Linked DNA regions of Homo sapiens: region 1 is linked to region 2. A link is an interaction called in ENCODE POLR2A ChIA-PET data of the cell type or tissue named here. Cell type or tissue: OCI-LY7. All regions are shown on one strand. Each heading gives the region's core, and the rest is flanking DNA. Links, peaks and the distances in the headings are about the cores only.

Evidence for each region. ChIA-PET counts read pairs that join two places held together with the same protein. Peaks named below come from ENCODE experiments on the same cell type or tissue, not always from the same donor. Only the 100,000 strongest peaks of a DNase experiment are listed, where the experiment ranks them.
Region 1: POLR2A ChIA-PET joins it to region 2 with 5 read pairs; 3 of 35 experiments call an interaction of 5 or more read pairs at or near these places.

What each region holds. Positions count from the first base shown.
Region 1 is chr4:146,069,003-146,077,511 of GRCh38, forward strand. No RefSeq gene overlaps it. Among named protein-coding and RNA genes, the nearest start is that of LINC01095, 49 kb to the right of the region's middle. In OCI-LY7, for the core only: no CTCF peak of the experiment used is centred there; a DNase peak (open chromatin) is centred at 4,728.
Region 2 is chr4:146,005,280-146,013,788 of GRCh38, forward strand. No RefSeq gene overlaps it. Among named protein-coding and RNA genes, the nearest start is that of ZNF827, 71 kb to the left of the region's middle. In OCI-LY7, for the core only: no CTCF peak of the experiment used is centred there; no DNase peak of the experiment used is centred there.

The sequences.
Region 1 (8,509 bases), core at 82-8,081, 64 kb after region 2:
CCCCAGGAATTCTGTCTGTGCTTAACAAGTTCTCAGTAAATAACTAGTTTATTTAATCTCTCCCCATCCTCTCCTTTCTTCGACCACCACTCGAGGATAATGGTCATTATACTCCCTTAAGACCAACTCATTTCTTCCTTTGTTTTTATTTTCTCAATATATCTAAATATTTTAAATGATTATTTTTAATTACATCAACAAGTCTGCTTATCTTACAAAGTGATATAGATCCAAATATACATAAAAACAACATTAATAACCTTCTTCCAGTCCCTTCCATCCTCACCCCGTAACTAAGCAATGGTAACAGCTTGATGTACCTTGGTCCATATCTTTTCTTATGCTCATATGGACTTGTAAAAATTGGCATATTCATGTGTAGTGTATTTTTTGATTGATAAAAAAAATCACAGTTAAGCAATGTGTTTTTTTCATCTCTCTGTCTCAGTAAGTGAGGCTCTGGCTCAATTTTTTTAAAACAACATCACAGTCCAAGTTATTGGTAAAACCACAGTTTATTCAGCTTGCTTATTCCTGAGGTCTAATGACATTAAGTGTATTTTCATAATATTATAAAACAAATATTTACTTCTCTCTTGTGCATTGCTGTTCCTATTCTTTATTCCTTATATTTAAATTTCTAAACCAGCAGAACCTTACTTTTATGGATAACATGAGATAGTGGATTTAGTTTTGTTTTCTTCTAGATTGATGTCCAGTTTATATTTAAAAAATAAATCAATCTTTTCCTACTGAATTGAAATAGCACCCTTTCCATATTTCAAATTCTTATATATAATTGCATTTATTTTGGGATCAATTTCTGATCCACTGATACATTTTTTATTCATCTCTTAATGTTGTTTTGATTACAGTGACTTTATAATATGGGTGAATATTTGGTAGGACAATTCTTCCTTTTCTGTCTTTTATTTTCATAATTTTCTTGCCTATTCTTGGATGCTGATTTATTTTTTCATTTAAACTTTACATTCATTTCATGTAGTTTTGTAAAATGACTTGCTATGGTTTGAATGTTTGTGACCTCTCCAAATTCATATGTTGGAATCCTAACCCCCAAAGTGATAGTATTAAAAGATAGAGCCTTTGGGAGGTAATTAGGTTGCAAAGGCAGAGCTCCCAAAAAGGATTCGTGCTCTTATAAAAGAGGTCCAAGGGAGCTTGTTTGTCCCTTCCCCCACTGAGGACACAGCAAGAAGGCGCCGTAGATAAACCATGAAATGGGCTCTCACCAGACACTGGTCTGTCTGTGCCTTGATCTTGGACTTCCCAGCCTTCAGAACTATGAAAAATCAATTTATGTTGTTTAGTAGCTATCCAGTCTGTAGTATTTTGTTATAGCAGCCCAAAGGGACCAAGACACAATTCAATGTGATTCTAACAGGAATTGCATCACAGTTATATATTAATTTTTCTAAGGATTAACATTAACACTATCCTTTCTGGAGTACTGGCAAGTCTCTCCTCTTGTTTAGATCTTGTTTTCTGTCTTTAAAAATGACTTTATAGTTTTTTTTATATGGGTCATTTACTTAACTATTAAAAACATTTCTTAGCCATTATTGTTGTTTTTATTATGATTTTAAAGAAGATATTTCAAATGTAAAATTGTATTATTAATTTCAAATATACAGATGAGTATAAAACATAATATTCAAGGCAACTTGTACCCTCCTCTCATACTTACTAGATTTTAACATTTTGGCATAGTTATAGAATGTGATGACATTCTTTCATCCTCCCCCTTTCTAGAGATGTGACTAGTATCTAGAAGCCAGTGTGTATGATTCCTGTACATTTGAACATTTTAAAAATATGTTTGCATTCCTAAATAATACATAATGGTTTTACATGTATTTCTAAGTAACATATAATGCTTTTATGAGTTATTTAAAAAATAAATCTATATCCACGTCTAGTTATTGCTTATATTGAGAAAGACCAATGATTTTCATGTACTGTTTATATCTTGATTTGAGATACTTTATTAAGTTATTTTAATTGTAATAGTATTTATCTTATTGAAATCTTAGGCTTTCTCTCTTCTCTATTACACACAAAGATATATAATTTTACCTTTTTTGTACAATACACGTGCCAATTGTTTTCTTTTAGTTTAATTATCTAAACATTCCAAACAATGTTGAATAATGCTGGTAAAAGCAGCATGGTTTTCTTATTCTTGATTTCAATGGAAAAGACTTTAGAAATTCTAATGTAATGCTTCTGTTATTTTTCACAGTCTTGTCATATTTAAGCAAGACTTTTAACTTTTTTTTTTAGGATAATATTTATACTTCTCATTCACAATTAGGGTCCACTTTTGGGCCAGACCCCAGCCAGGAGAGACCCTCTATGTGAAAGTCGGGTATTTTGAGCATCTTGGCATTGGTCCCATCCTGTTTTACGGGTGGTAACAGGTATTTTGAGTTTACATTATTTGCAGGGCAAAATCTAGATGGTTCTCACAATGTGATCCCTAAATGACAGCATCCGTTATATCCTAGGAATTTTTTTGAAATACAAGTTTTTGGGTCTCATCCCAGACCTACTAAATCAGAAATTCTAAGGCTGGAACACAGCAATTTGTGTTATCACAATCCTTCTGGCATACACTGAAGTATCAGAACCACTTCTTCTTTGCAGTATATACATACAATGGAATAGTATTTAGCTCTTTAGATAAAGAAGGAAATCCTGACATAAGCCAAAACGTGGATGAACCTGGAGGACAGTATGTTAAGTGAAATAAAGCGGGCGCTGAAGAACAAATACTGAATGATTCAACTTAAATAATGTATCAAAAATAGTCAAACTCCTAGAAGTGTAGAGTAGGATGGTGGTTGCCAGGGACTGGGAGGAAGGGGATATGGGAAGTTGCTGTTCGATGCGTATAAAATTTCACTGTGCGAGATGAGTAAGTTCTAGCTGTACAACATTGTGCCTAGAGTTAACAACACTGTATTGTGCACCTACAAAATTGTTGAGGGTAGATCTCATAAGTGTTCTTACCACAATAAAAACAACATAAAGTAATATAAAATGAAACACAAGCACACAAATCAAAGAAAGTAAAATTTGAGAACCACGGATCTGGAGACAAGTCTAGCACTCAAACAGGCTGTTATTGGCCCCATCTTTTTTTTTTTTTCTTCCTCAAGTCTTCTCTTGATCTCACTTCTCCCACCAGCCCTCTTTTCTGCCACAATAAAAATAACGTAAAGTAATATAAAATGAAATACACACACGCAAAATTAAAGAAAGGAAAATTTGAGAACCACTGGTCTGGAGACAAGTGCAGAACTCAAACAGGCTGTTACTGGCCCCATCTTTTTTTTTTTTCTTCCTCGAGTCTTCTCTTGATCTCACTTCTCCCACCAGCCCTCTTTTCTTTTCAGCAAGAACTTCTCAAAAGAGTTGTTTTATGTTCACTGTCTCCAAGTCTTCTCTTCCTATTTTTTCCTCAAGCCACACTAATTAGATTTTTCTTTATTTTTGTTCACAGTCATTGAAACTTCTCTTGTTGAGTCATGCTCATGTTGCTAAATCCAGTGGTCATTTCTCAATCCCCATGTTACTTGACCAATCAGTGGCATTTGATCCAGTTGATTACTCCTTCATTTTCAATATACCTTCTTTAACTATCTTCTAAGACAACACACTTTCTGGAGTTTTTTTCCTAGTTCCCGGCTGCTCCATTATCAGTTTTGGCCTTCAATGTTGGAGTGATCCAGGGCTGAGCAATTGATCTTTTTTAATTCCCCATCTCACTCACTTCCTTGGTAATCACATTTACTCATTGCTTTAAATGCCAACTATGTTAGAGCTGCCCAATTTAGCAAATATAGCTACAGGATGGTCAGTGAAGTTTGAATTTCAGATAAGCAACAAAAAATGTTTTACTATAAAAGTATCCCAAATATTACATATGATACACAATATTAATTATGTTATGAATAATTATTTGTATTAATTATTAATAATAACCACAATAATTACTAATAGTTATATCAGGGAATTAAATCCATTACCTAATATATATTTGGGACATATTTATCCTAAAAAATTATTTGTTGTTTATCTGAAAATTGAACTTTGTTACATTCCTATATTTTATCTGGTAATCCTAATCTGTAAGGCAAGGAACTCCCAAATTATATATTCAGCCTAGAGCTTTCTTTTACAGTCCAGAAATCTATAACTGTTGACATCTCCACTTGGATGATCAATAGACAATTCAAACTCAACATGACCCAAGCTGAGCTCCTGATGTTCCCCATCTCTAGATGTGCTCTACCCACAGCCTTCTCCCATCCCAGTTGATGGCAACACCTCCTTCCAGTAGATCAGGACAAACACTTGGAGCAAGCGTTTTCTTGTTCTCTTTCTCTTGCATCCCACACCCAATTAGTCAGGAAGACCTATTGGTTCTACCTTCAATAAGAATCTGGATTTCCAACCATTTCACACATCCCTACATCCATACCATCCTGCTGCAAGCCACTATCATCTATTGCTTCCAGTAGCCTCCTAGCTGGTCTCCACTGTTTTCCCTTCAGTTTGTTCTCATGACAGAAACTCTAATAGGATTCTTTTAAAATCTAAGCCAGATGTTCCTCTTCCGCTCTGCTCACTCCAATGGCTTAATCTCATGAATTAAAAGCCAAACTCATTTCGATGGTTTGCAAAGTTCTGCATCACCTACTTCATGCTACTTCTCTGGCATCATTTCCTGTTAGCTTCCTTTCACTGGCTCTCTTCTGACCACACTGGCCTCCTTGCTATTCCTAGTTCACTCTAGCCATGTTTCCACCCGAGAACCATTGCACTGGCTGTTCCCTCTGCCTGGAGTGCTCTTCTCCCAGATATTCACCAGGCTAACTCCCTCACCTCCTTAAGTCTTTGCTCAAATGTCACTTTCTCAGTGAAGCTCAAACAGACCACTTTATTGAATTTGTAATTCACTCCTTCACACACACACACACACACACACACCCCTAAAGTCCCTTGCTCTGCTTTATTTTTTTACCATAGCACTTAGCATTTTAACACATTTTACTAGTGCATCATGTTTATTAATTATTGTCTGTCTCATCTCCCTCACTCTAGCCCAGAATGGTCAAGGAAAACTTCTGCTCCTGCTTTTATTTCTGTGAATCAACTTGCCCATTGTTCCTTGAATCTACTGCCTTCTGAATACACTTTTTTTTTTTGAGACGGAGTCTTGCTCTGTCTCCCAGGCTGGAGTGCAGTGGCGCAATCTTGGTTCACTGCAAACTCCACCTCCCGGGTTCACACCATTCTCCTCCTCAGCCTCCTGAGTAGCTGGGACTACAGACACCCACCACCATGCCCAGCTAATTTTTTGTATTTTTAGTAGAGACAGGTTTTCACCATGTTAGCCAGGATGGTCTCGATCTCCTGACCTCATGATCCGCCCACCTCGGCCTCCCAAAGTGCTGGGATTACAGGCATGAGCCACCTCGCCTGGCCTGAATACACTTTTACTAACACTAATAAGACCCTTTGATTTAGCTTTGCCCCTCTTCCCAACAAGATAATACAAGGGTTTTTATCTCAGAAAAGGACTTTGCATCCCCAAGGACCTCAAGACTAGCTCATCTGGCTCCAGCCAAACTGGCTTGATCCCTATAGACATTTCTTAACAGGAACTTAAATAAAATAATGTATGTTCCCCCGACAAATTTGGTTCCCATTTTATTTTATCTTATATTTTGAGAGAAGCTCTTACTCTGTCACCCAGGCTGGAATGCAGTGACTCAAGTGATCCTCCCGCCTCAGCCTCCCAAAGTGCTGAATTCAATTTAAAAAGACCCTGAATGTCTAAATACAGGGTTTTTATTAATAAGTATTTCAGAAAACTAAATATATTATGAGACAGTGCTTTATAGAATGCATGGCACATGGCTGGGCACAGTGGCTCATGCTTGTAATCCCAGCAGTTTGGGATGCCAAGGCAGGAAGGAGGATCACTTGAGCCCAGGAGTTTGAGAACAGTCTAGGCAACTTAGGGAGATCCCATCTCTACAGATAATTTAAAAATTAGCTGGGCATGGTGGTGCATGCCTGTGATGCCAGCTACTCGGGAGGCTGAGGCGGGAGGATCACTTGAGCCCAGGAGGTCAAAGCTGCAGTGAGCTATGATTGTACCATTACACTCCAGACTGGATGACAGAGGGAGACCCTATCTAAATAAGAAAAAAAAAATGACATGTAGTAGATACTTAGTAATGACTTTTGACACTCTTACATCTCTTCTTTAAAATGTACTACCAATTTAATCTGACATATTTCTCCTAAGAGCTCTTGGCTCAGCATAGCTCAGGTGAGCTTATAGTTATTACCCTATTAATTCAACTTGTGAAGTTGAGAGTTCCCAACTGCTATTACCCTCATTTTGTGGAAAGAGAAATGTAGTTATATGTAAGTCAAAGTGATTTGCCCTAACTTTTATGTGTCATTGTCACAGATTTTTTTCCCCCATCAGTTCTTCGTACTTTAAAGCCAATATTTGGTTGCAGTTTCATGAGAGCTTTTAAGCGAAACTAGCTATAAGAAATCAGCCTATGAAAAATCCTTTATATTTATTACAGTTCCCTAGATCCTTGAGTATTCAGCATCTCAGTACTCAAGAAACAAGCAGTAAATTCTAAGGTCCATTTCATGCTGAGTGAAATGATTGACGTCAACAGTCATTAAAGGTGATGAAAGTGATAAATTCTGCTCCATATTTCAGCTGTTTATCATCACTGCCTATCCTCATCAATCAGTAAATTAATTAATAGATAGTGCCTATGCTGATGCTTCTATTCATTCAAATAATTTGTTTAACTACTCTCATAGACTTTTAATAAGGCAAGAGGGATATTTTTATAAGTTCTACCAAATTCATGTATAAGATAAATATAAATCTAATACAATGCTTTAGCAACCTCACAAATTAGATTTCCAAGAACTCTGAATGAAAGTTATGAATATCAGCTCAATTCATTTCCAAACCTGGCCACATTGGAATCATCTGGGCAGACAAAAAAAAAAAAAAAATGCACGGGCCCAATCCCTAAACATTTCTGATTCAGTAGGTTTGGGTTTGTGGCCCAGGAATCAGTATTTGAAAAACAGGTCTCCGCTGAATCAGCTATCGGCGGATTTGAAATTCACTGAGTTAAATAAACAGTGCTAGGATGAAAAGAGAGTCAGCCAGGAATTTCTCATCAATTGGCTGATTATTAATGGACCAAAACCGGACAAAACAATTTCACTGGAAAGTCTTCATTTAGAATGTCAGACAGATAACTCAGCATATTAGATTTCCTTTACAAACTGCTGACCCATGCCGGGGAAGGCCAAGGTGGCAACTTTTGTAACTACATGGGAGAGAGGCAGTGTCAGACTTACCTCTTCTGATATAAGCATTCCTCAGGTGTACTCCCTACCTGTAAGCTCATGGGTGCCCCAGTTTTTCTCTTTTCTTCCCAACTAATCATTGTCTAACACCACCCTTCATCTCTCCACACCATACCACCTTGTCTGTACAGCCTTCCCAACCCCACTGTGAAAATCTGAACCAAGTCCAAGTCTGAACTGAGAGGATGTATGTGTGAAGTAATAGGCCTCAAACAAACAAAGAGCTCATGCGAGCCCTAAGTACCCAATTTATTTTGATAAAGTCTTTTTAAATAATCACCCTATATACGATCATATTTTTCCTTGTTGTACTACTTCCTAACACATTCCCTCTATTTAATTTACACAGTGAATCATTACTGTCTTCTGATAACTGTTCTATATTTATCATTATTAAACTCATTTTATTGATCTCATTCTTTGCTCCAATCTGTCATGATTTTATGAATTTTAATTCAATTCTTTCCGCATTTATGATCCCTCCAGCTTCATGCCATCTTCACTTTTTTATTAATATGGTCTCCAGTCTCTCTTCTATGCTGCTGGTTATTATTGTGATGTGATGTTAATGAGACTATTTAAACATATTGTACTGCTGCAGCACCTTGTTGGAAAAAAAAGTCTTACCTTGACATTAAGCAATTAATATTAACTTTTATGTTTAATTTTGTTGCCAATGTCGTATTTATTTTGCAGCAGAGTTGCATGATTCACATGCCTCTCCTTTTCCTCTGAGTGTTGTGTAAAGGCAAATGCTTTTCTCGCACTGTGAAATAACACCACGAAGTGCTCATACTGTATTTCCTTTACCTACAGAGCTTCTTAGTTCACCAAATAGATAAATTCTCAACCCTTCCTCACTTCCATTAGTTGAGGTAAAAAACAAAATTCAAGGAAATGTTAAAATAATGTAAAGCCTTTGACATGAAACTACACAAATCCTCGACGTTTGTAGGAAAGGCTGACACTACATTCCTAAATTCATTCTGTGGAGTCGAAGTTCTAGTTGATACAGGATTTTCAAGTGTCCCCAAAGAGCTGCTTATCATGGATACTTTCT
Region 2 (8,509 bases), core at 268-8,267:
TTTGTTGAGTATTTTTAAAAACATGTTCATCAGGAATATTGGCCTGTAGTTCTCTCTCTCTCTTTTTTTTTTTTTGTATCCTTATCTGGTTTTGGTATCAGGGTAATGCTGTCCTTGTAAAATGGAGTTTGGAAAAATTCCCTTTACTTTGCTTTTTTTAAAACAGTTTAAGAATAGGTGTTAGTTATTCTTTAAAAGCCTGGGTAGAATTTGGCAGTAAAGCCATCTGATCTTGGGCTTTTCTTTGTTGAGAGACTTTTTATTACTGATTAAATCTAATTACTGGTATTAGTCTATTCAAATTTTTTATTCCTGGTTCAATCTTGGTAGGTTGTATGTGTCTAGGAATTTACTCATTTCCTCTAGGTTTTCTGATTTGTTTGCATATAGTTGTTCATAAGAGTCTCTGATGTTCCTTTATATTTCTGTGGCATCAGTTATAATGTTTCCTTTTTCATTTTTTATTTCATTTATTTGAATCAATTTTTCTTAGTCTAGCTAATTGTTCATTTTGTTTATCTTTTCAAAAAACAACTTTTTTTAGTCTCAGTTTTGCTTATTTCTCCTCTAATCATTATTTTTCTTCTGCTAATTTTGCAAAGGTTTGGTTTGTTTTTGCTCTTCTAATTCTTTTAGGTGTATTGCTAGGTTGTTTATTTGAAATCCTTTTACCTCTTTGATGTGGGTGTTCATTTTTATAAACATCCTTCTTAGTACTGCTTCTGTTGTATTCCACAGGTTTTGTTATGTTGTGTTTCTATTTTCATTTGTTTCAAGAAATTTTCCGTTTCCTTCTTACTTTCTTCATTAACCCATTGATCACTCAAGAGCATATTGTTTAATTTCCATTTATTTGTCTAGTTTCCAAAGTTGTTATTTTTACTGATTTCTAATTTTATTCTTTTGTGGTCAGAAAAGATACTGATATGATTTTCATTTTTAAAAGTTTGCCGAGACTTGTTTTGTGGCCTAAGATATGGTCTATCCTAAAGAATGTTCCAGGTGTTAATGAGAAGAATATGTATTCTGCATCTGTTGGATGAAATGTTCTGTAAATGTCTGATACATCTATTTGGTCTATAGCCCAGTTAAAATCTCATATTTCCTTGTTGATTTTTGTTTAGGTGATCTGTACAGTACTGAAAGTGGAGTATTGAAGTCTCCAACTCTTATTGTATTGAAGTAATCTCTCCTTTTAAATCTAATATTTGCCTTATATACCTAAGTGTTCTGGAGTTGGATGCACATACATTTACAATTATTATATCTTCTTGCTGAATTGATCCATTTATCATTATATAATAATCATCTTCGTCTCTTTCTATAATTTTTTACTTGAAGCCTGTTGTATTTGACATAAAGATAACTACTCCTGTTTGCCTTTGGTTTCTGTTTGCATGGGATATCTTTTGCCATATTTTCATTTTTGTTCTATGTATGTCTTTACAGGTGTAGTGAGTTTCCTGTAGGCAGCATGTAGTTAGGTCATGTTTCTTTAATCATGCAGCTAGTTTATATACTTTAATTGGGGGATTTAATCTGTTTATATTCAAGGTTATTATTGATAGGTAAAGAGTTACTCTTGTCATTTTGTTAGTTATTTTTTGATTGTGTTGTGTATTCTGTGTTTCTTCCTCTTTTATTTATTTATTTATTTTGAGATGGAGTTTTGCTCTTGTTGCCCAGGCTGGAGTGCAATGGTGCGATCTCAGCTTACAGCAACCTCTGCCTCCTGGGTTCAAGCCATTCTCCTGCTTCAGCCTCCAAAGTAGCTGGGAATACAGGTATGAGCCACCACGCCCGGCTAATTTTGTATTTTGTTTTTTTAGTAGAGACGGGGTTTGTCCATGTTGGTCAGGCTGGTGTCGAACTCCGAACCTCAGGTATCTGCCCACCTCAGCCTCCCAAAGTGCTGGGATTACAGGCGTGAGCCACTGTGCCCAACCTCTTCCTCTTTTATTGTTTATCTTCATGATTTGGTGGTTTTCCACAGTAATGAGGTTTGCTTTCTTTCTCATTCTCTTTTGTATCTCTTCTCTACTAGTGAGTTTTATACTTTCATGTGTTTTATCTTAATGGTATATATTCTTTTGCTCCCAAATGTAGGACTTTTTAAAGCATTTTTTGTAGAGCTGGTCTAGTGGTGATGAATTTTATCAGTTTTTGCTTATCTGGGAAAGGCTTTATTTTTCCCTCTTTTCTTGGGGATAGCTTTGCTGTGTATAGCATTTTTTTTTTTTTTAAGATGGAGTCTCACTCTGTCGCCCAGGCGGGAGTGCAGTGGTGCGATCTTGGCTCACTGCAAGCTCCGCCTCCCAGGTTCACGCCATTCTCCTGCCTCAGCCTCCTGAGTAGTTGGGACTACAGGTGCCTGCCATTCTCCTGCCTCAGCCTCCTGAGTAGCTGGGACTACAGGTGCCCGCCACCACGCCTGGCTAATTTTTTGTATTTTTTAGTAGAGACGGGGTTTCACCGTGTTAGCCAGGATGATCTTGATCTCCTGACCTTGTGATATGCCTGCCTTGGCCTCCCAAAGTGCTGGGATTACAGGCATGAGCCACCGCGCCCGGCCTGTGTATGGCATTCTTGGTAGAATTTTTTTTTTCTTTCAGTGATTTGAACATATTATCCCATTTTCTCCTGGACTGTAACCTTTCTGCTGGGAAATCTTCTTTTAGTATAATTGGGATTCCTTTACATGTGACTCGATGCTTTTCTCTTGTTGTTAAAATTGTCTCTCTGTCTGGACTTTTAAAAGTTTAACTAAATTGTGCCTCAAAGAGGACACTTTTGGGCTGAATCTATTTTAGAGTTTTGAACTTCTTGAATGTAGAAGTCCATATTTCTCCCATGACTTAGGAAGTTTTTTCCTTCCATCCTTCCTTCCTTCCTTCCTTCCCTCCCTCCCTCTCTCTTTATTTATTCCTTCCTTCCTTTCTTCCCTCCCTCCCTCCCTCTCTCTCTTTCTTCCTTCCTTTCTTCCCTCCCTCCCTCTCTCTTTCTTTTCTTTTCTTTTCTTTTCTTTCTTTCTTTCTCTTTCTTTCTTCTTTTTCTTTCTTCCTTCCTTCTTTCCTTCCTTCCTTCCTCCCTTCTCTTCCCTTTCCCCTTCCTTCCTTCCCTCCCTCCCTCCCTCTCTTTCTTCCTTCCTTCCTTTCTTCCCTACCTCCCTCTCTCTCTCTCCTTTCTTCTTTCTTTCTCTTTATTCCTTCCTTCCTTCCTCCCTCCCTTCCCTTCCTTTCCCTTTCTCCTTCCTTCCTTCCTTCTTTCCTCCCTCCCTTCCCTTCCTTTCCCTTTCTCCTTCCTTCCTTCCTTCTTTCCTTCCTTCCTTCTTCTTTTGTTGGAGTCTCACTCCATTGCCCAGGCTGAAGTGCATTGGTAGAATCTCAGCTCACTGCAACCTCCACCTCTTGGGTTCAAGTGATTCTCCTGCCTCAGCCACCCAAGTAGTTGGGATTGCAGGCATGCACCACCCCACATGGCTAATTTTTGTATTTTTAATAAAGATGGGGTTTCATCTTGTTGGCCAGGCAGGTCTCGAACTCCTGACCTAAGGTAATTCACCTGCCTCAGCCTCCCAAAGTGCTGCGATTACAGGCATGAGCCACCACCCCTGGCCAGCTATAATTTTCTTGAATAGGCTTTCTATACTTTTTCCTATCTCTTTTTCTGGAACTTTCATAATGCAAAAATTTATTTGCTTAATGATGTCCCATAAATCCTGTAGGCCTTCTTCACTCTTTTTTATTCTTTTTTCTTTTTGCATGAATGGGTTATTTCAAAAGACCTGTCTTCAGATGAAGTTCAGAAATTCTTCTGCTTGATCTAGTCTATGGTTGAAGCTCTCAATTATATTTGTATTTCATTCATTGAATTCTTCATTTCCAAGATTTTTGTTTGGTTTCTTTTATGATATATACCTCCTTATTGAGTTTATCATTCAGATTATGATTTTTTTTGTTTTGTTCAATTGTCTATGTATTATTTTGTGTCTTGTTGAGTGTCCTTAAGATCATTATTTTGAATTCCTTTTTAGGCATTTTACAGATTTTCTTTTCTTTGTGGTTTGTTACTGGGGAATTATTGTTTTCCTTTGGAGGGGTCATGTTTCCTTGCTCTTTAATGCTTCCTGTGTCCCTACATTGATATCTGCACATGCAGTGGAACAATCCCCTCTTCCAACTTTATGGATTAGCTTAAGTAGCTACATTTACATGAAAGTCTTTTCCATATGAGTTCTGTAGTATTGGTTGAGTAGGGTGCTTTAGCTTTGGTCCTGGGTGGGCAAATTAGTGTAGTCTCCATGTGATTTGTTTGGCTGCAATCAATGTCATCAGTGTCTGTGAGTGCCTCAGTGGCCTAGACTGTAGCTGCTTGTGGAGGCAGTTTTGTAGCTTTTCTGGGTCTATGGGCTGCCTGGCAGGCCAGCTCTCAGTTCTTGAGGCTCTGCAGGCCAGGTGTAATGGCTCCACCAATTGCAGGGGTGGTTTTGCTGGTAGCAGCAGGTACCCGGCAGGCCATCCTTAGGCCCTTGGGAGAGTCTGCAGAGCATGGTGGCTCTGCTGGAATTTCTTGGTTTTGATCAGCACTTTAGTTTTCTTGCATTTACTCTTGGTGGGACATTAAATCCCATGTCTGCCTCTCACTCAGGTAATCAAAGGGGACAATCCTTCTTCTCCCTGCCCTAGACACTGTCAGAGAGTTCAATCAGATGTTCTTGGCTGGAATTTTGAAATTAAATGAGTGACCCAAAGAAAAACACTGGAAAGTATCAGAAAGTCTCTCATCCCAGGCAGGCATGTCCTGATTAAACCAGTCTTACTACCGGTTATTGGCTATGGTTTCTGCTTCCCTGGCTCTCAGAACTAGCTCAATTTTCAAACTGGTGCTTCAGATCTCTGTTGATCTTACCTGTTGATCTGTAAGTCTTTCAGAACCTCTAATAAGTTGTTCAGATTTGATTTTTGTTGTTTCTACCCAGGAACCCTAACTTGTGCTCCCACCCTTTCAGGTCATGCCACACACACAAATTTGTATGAAAATTGTGTATTTATAGCACAGTGGGATAAACCAAGGACAAATTCTTACTGAATAAGACCTCTGGTAGTTGTTCTGAGAAGAGAAATGACCAGTCTCAGCACACCTGCACCCCAGTCTCAGCCCACCAATGGACAAAGCACATCAGGTGGAAGCTCTGCCCTCATTTATAAAGCTATTGATGTACATTTAGATTGTTTCCAATTTTGCACTATAAGAAACTATGCTATAATAGGTATCCTGCAATGTTTCTTTTCATCCTAAATTAACTTATTGAATTCAAAATTTCTCCAAAATTTGGTCCACAGTAAATTTTTAGAAAGCATTTATTATAAATCATAATGGTGTCTATACTTTCCCTCTGTCTTACAAAGAATATTTCTACTAGCTCTAGGCAAAAGACCTCCTTAGATACCCTACTGAATGATGCCACTTGCTTTGTTCTCCTCTGTGGAACGGGGTAGACTTCATCACACAGAAGACTCAAGTTGCAAGGCTGCTTTTGGGTTAAAAACAAAAATTCTGCATTTTATCTACAAGTTGTATATATCTTTCAGATCGTGACAGACTGCTATGTCCTGTCACAGTTGTGAAGACTTTATAGAACTATAACAGAGAAGTAATGCAGCAACCATCGTGTTTCAAGGACTTACTATGTGTGACACAATTGTAGGTGCTGCACCTGTAAAGATTCATTTGATCCTCACATCCGCCCTATAAGGAAGATCCTATTATCAGTCGCAATTGACAGATCAATAAACTGAGACAAGAGAAAATAAACCTTTCTCAATGTTACTTGGATAGTAAGCAGTGGAGTTAGAAATTAAATCCAGAACCATATTGTTCCACAGGCCTCAGGAAAAAGTATATTAAACCAGATACCTTTACTTTAGCATTTTAGAAAATATACTAACTTTATATCTCTCAGACATCCAGATTGATATCTGTTTGTTTTGATTTTTTAAAAAATAAAATGTAATGGTTGTCATAAAAATAGAACAATTTTACTATTTTAAAAATTGAGGACGACCAAAGGCAACGATTAACAGGAAAAGAAATATGTCGTAGTAATTCCATTGTTTCCCAGTGTTCCAAACCACCCTTAATATTTTGATGAAATTCTCTTTTGTATGTATATTAGACATGTTAAGATTTGTTTTATAGAGTGAAGACATACTATACTAATAGGTTTTGTTTGTTTGTTTTAGAGACAGGGACTTGCTCTTTTGCCCAGAGTAGAGTGCAGATTGATCATGGCTCGCTGTAACCCCAAGCTTCCTGGGCACAAGAGATCCTTCTGCCTCTCAGCCTCCCAAATAGCTGGGACTATAGGTGTAAGCCATCATGCCTGGCTAAGTTTTTTGTTTTTTGTTTTTTTTAAGAGATGGGGTCTTTTTATGTTACCCAGGCTGGTCTTGGACTCCTGACCTCAAATGATTCTTCCACCTTGGCCTCCCAAAATGCTGGAATTGCAGGCATGAACCACTGTGCATGGCCCTGTACATATAGTTTTATATCTCAGGTTTATTATGTAAAATCTTATTATGAACATTTTACACATTGTTAAATAATATTCCAATCTTGATTTTTAATGGTTACATAATATCCCATGAACTTGAATGTACTATCATTTAGTTAATTACTTTCCTTTTGTTGGCATTTAGGTCAATATGGATTTTTTGCAGAAATGGCTATTACTGTGATGAATAGTCTCGTGGTTTCAATCCTGATTTTCTGGGACTTTTATCAACTCTAAGAAAATCCTGAGTACTTTGCAATCATGCCAGTTCATGTAATGTTGATGCCAAACTCTGCAGTTGGGTAGGCATACTCTGTCAGGCCCATTCCCCTCACTCTCAGATGCAATTAGAAGTCATGAGAAAATGAATTGAAAGACAGATCAAATAGATGTTCACACTTAAACCCTAGACGTGGTCTCTGATACATTTTTATTATTACCCTTCTTCAACAGAATTCGCTAGGTTAAAGCCGGGTCCAGGGGCCAAGCAGATCATATGTGAATTCAAAGGAATACATCAAGTTTAAATTGTATTTTGGAATAATTTGTGATCAATCATTTGAAGTTTCCAAGAAATGTGTCAGAGAGTTTTTAAGAAGTCATTATTATTATTTTCCAGTCTTAAGAACTCAAAGGCCCCCAATTTTTTTTTTCAATTGCTGCTGAACAAATTAACCAAAACCTTTTTTTTGTGATTAAAAACTGTATAAATTTCCAGCTAATCATCATATCCTACTCTATGTGGTTCACAGTTGATCAGAACATTCACTGCAGCCCAGTTCACTGATACTGGGTCAGAAATTATCTTCTTCCCTCATAGCAGTTTTCTACAAAGGAACATGGAGAACAGTCCTCTCCATTTTCATACACTGTTTCTTTTTACTGATACATTTGCAATCCAAGTTTCTTAAACCAATATTTCCTAAAGCATACTCATGGGATAATTTTTTTTTTTGAGACCTCAAGTGATCCACCCACCTTGACCTCAGAAAGTGTGTGAGCCACCGCTCCTCGCCAGGATAACTTTTTTTTAAATGAAGTTCCAAAGAACTGGTGGTGGTGTAGTGGTAAGCTCATGCATGGGCACTGCAGCCAGCCTTCCCTGGCCTGCACAGAGGCTTTACCTCTCACAGCTTCTATGTCCACATCTTTAAAGTGGCGATAAGTGTACTTACCTTATAGCATTGCTATGAGGACTAAAGAAGGTAGTAAACATATGAACAGTGCTTAACACAATGACTGGCATGTTGTATGTGCCAAGTAAGTATTATCTATTATTATAACATAATAATACTATTGTAAATTAGTTTGGGAAATTCTGGGTTGAAGCCTGCTTGCTTGTTTGTACACTGCAAGACTTCTCAGAACCTGCAATGGGTAATGTTTTTTTGAATCTCTAGAAGGGTTTCCCGAGCTTATTTGATAAGGAAACTATCTTTTAAAGAGGACTTTTCAGGAGGAATGCCCCAGAAAAGCTTTCTGGAAACAGCCCCAAACTAAAAAACTGATGTCGGTCAACACTCTTTTTACTTCTGTATCCACGTTGCTAAATTTCAACTCAATAATTTAAGATTACCATTAAAGTGCTCTTACTAAACTCAACCTGTTCTATGCTGCTTTTGCTGCAGCTCACATCTTTGTGTAAACACATGATGATGAAGAGAAAATAATTACCCTCAAGCGAGCCCACACAGACGGTTGTATGCCCACACATGCACATACACAAACACAATGTTATGGGTAGGGCCATCTGAATGGGGCTAGTGTCAGTAAGAGGAGACAAAGTTTGTTGTTATTTTTGAGACCGGGTCTCACTTTGTTGCCTAGACTGGAGTGCAGTGGCATGATCATAGCTCACTGCAGCTTCTACCTCCCAGGCTCAAGAAATCCTCCTGCCTCAGCCTCCTGGTAGCTGGGAGTACAAGCACGCACCACCACACCCTGCTAATTTTTAAA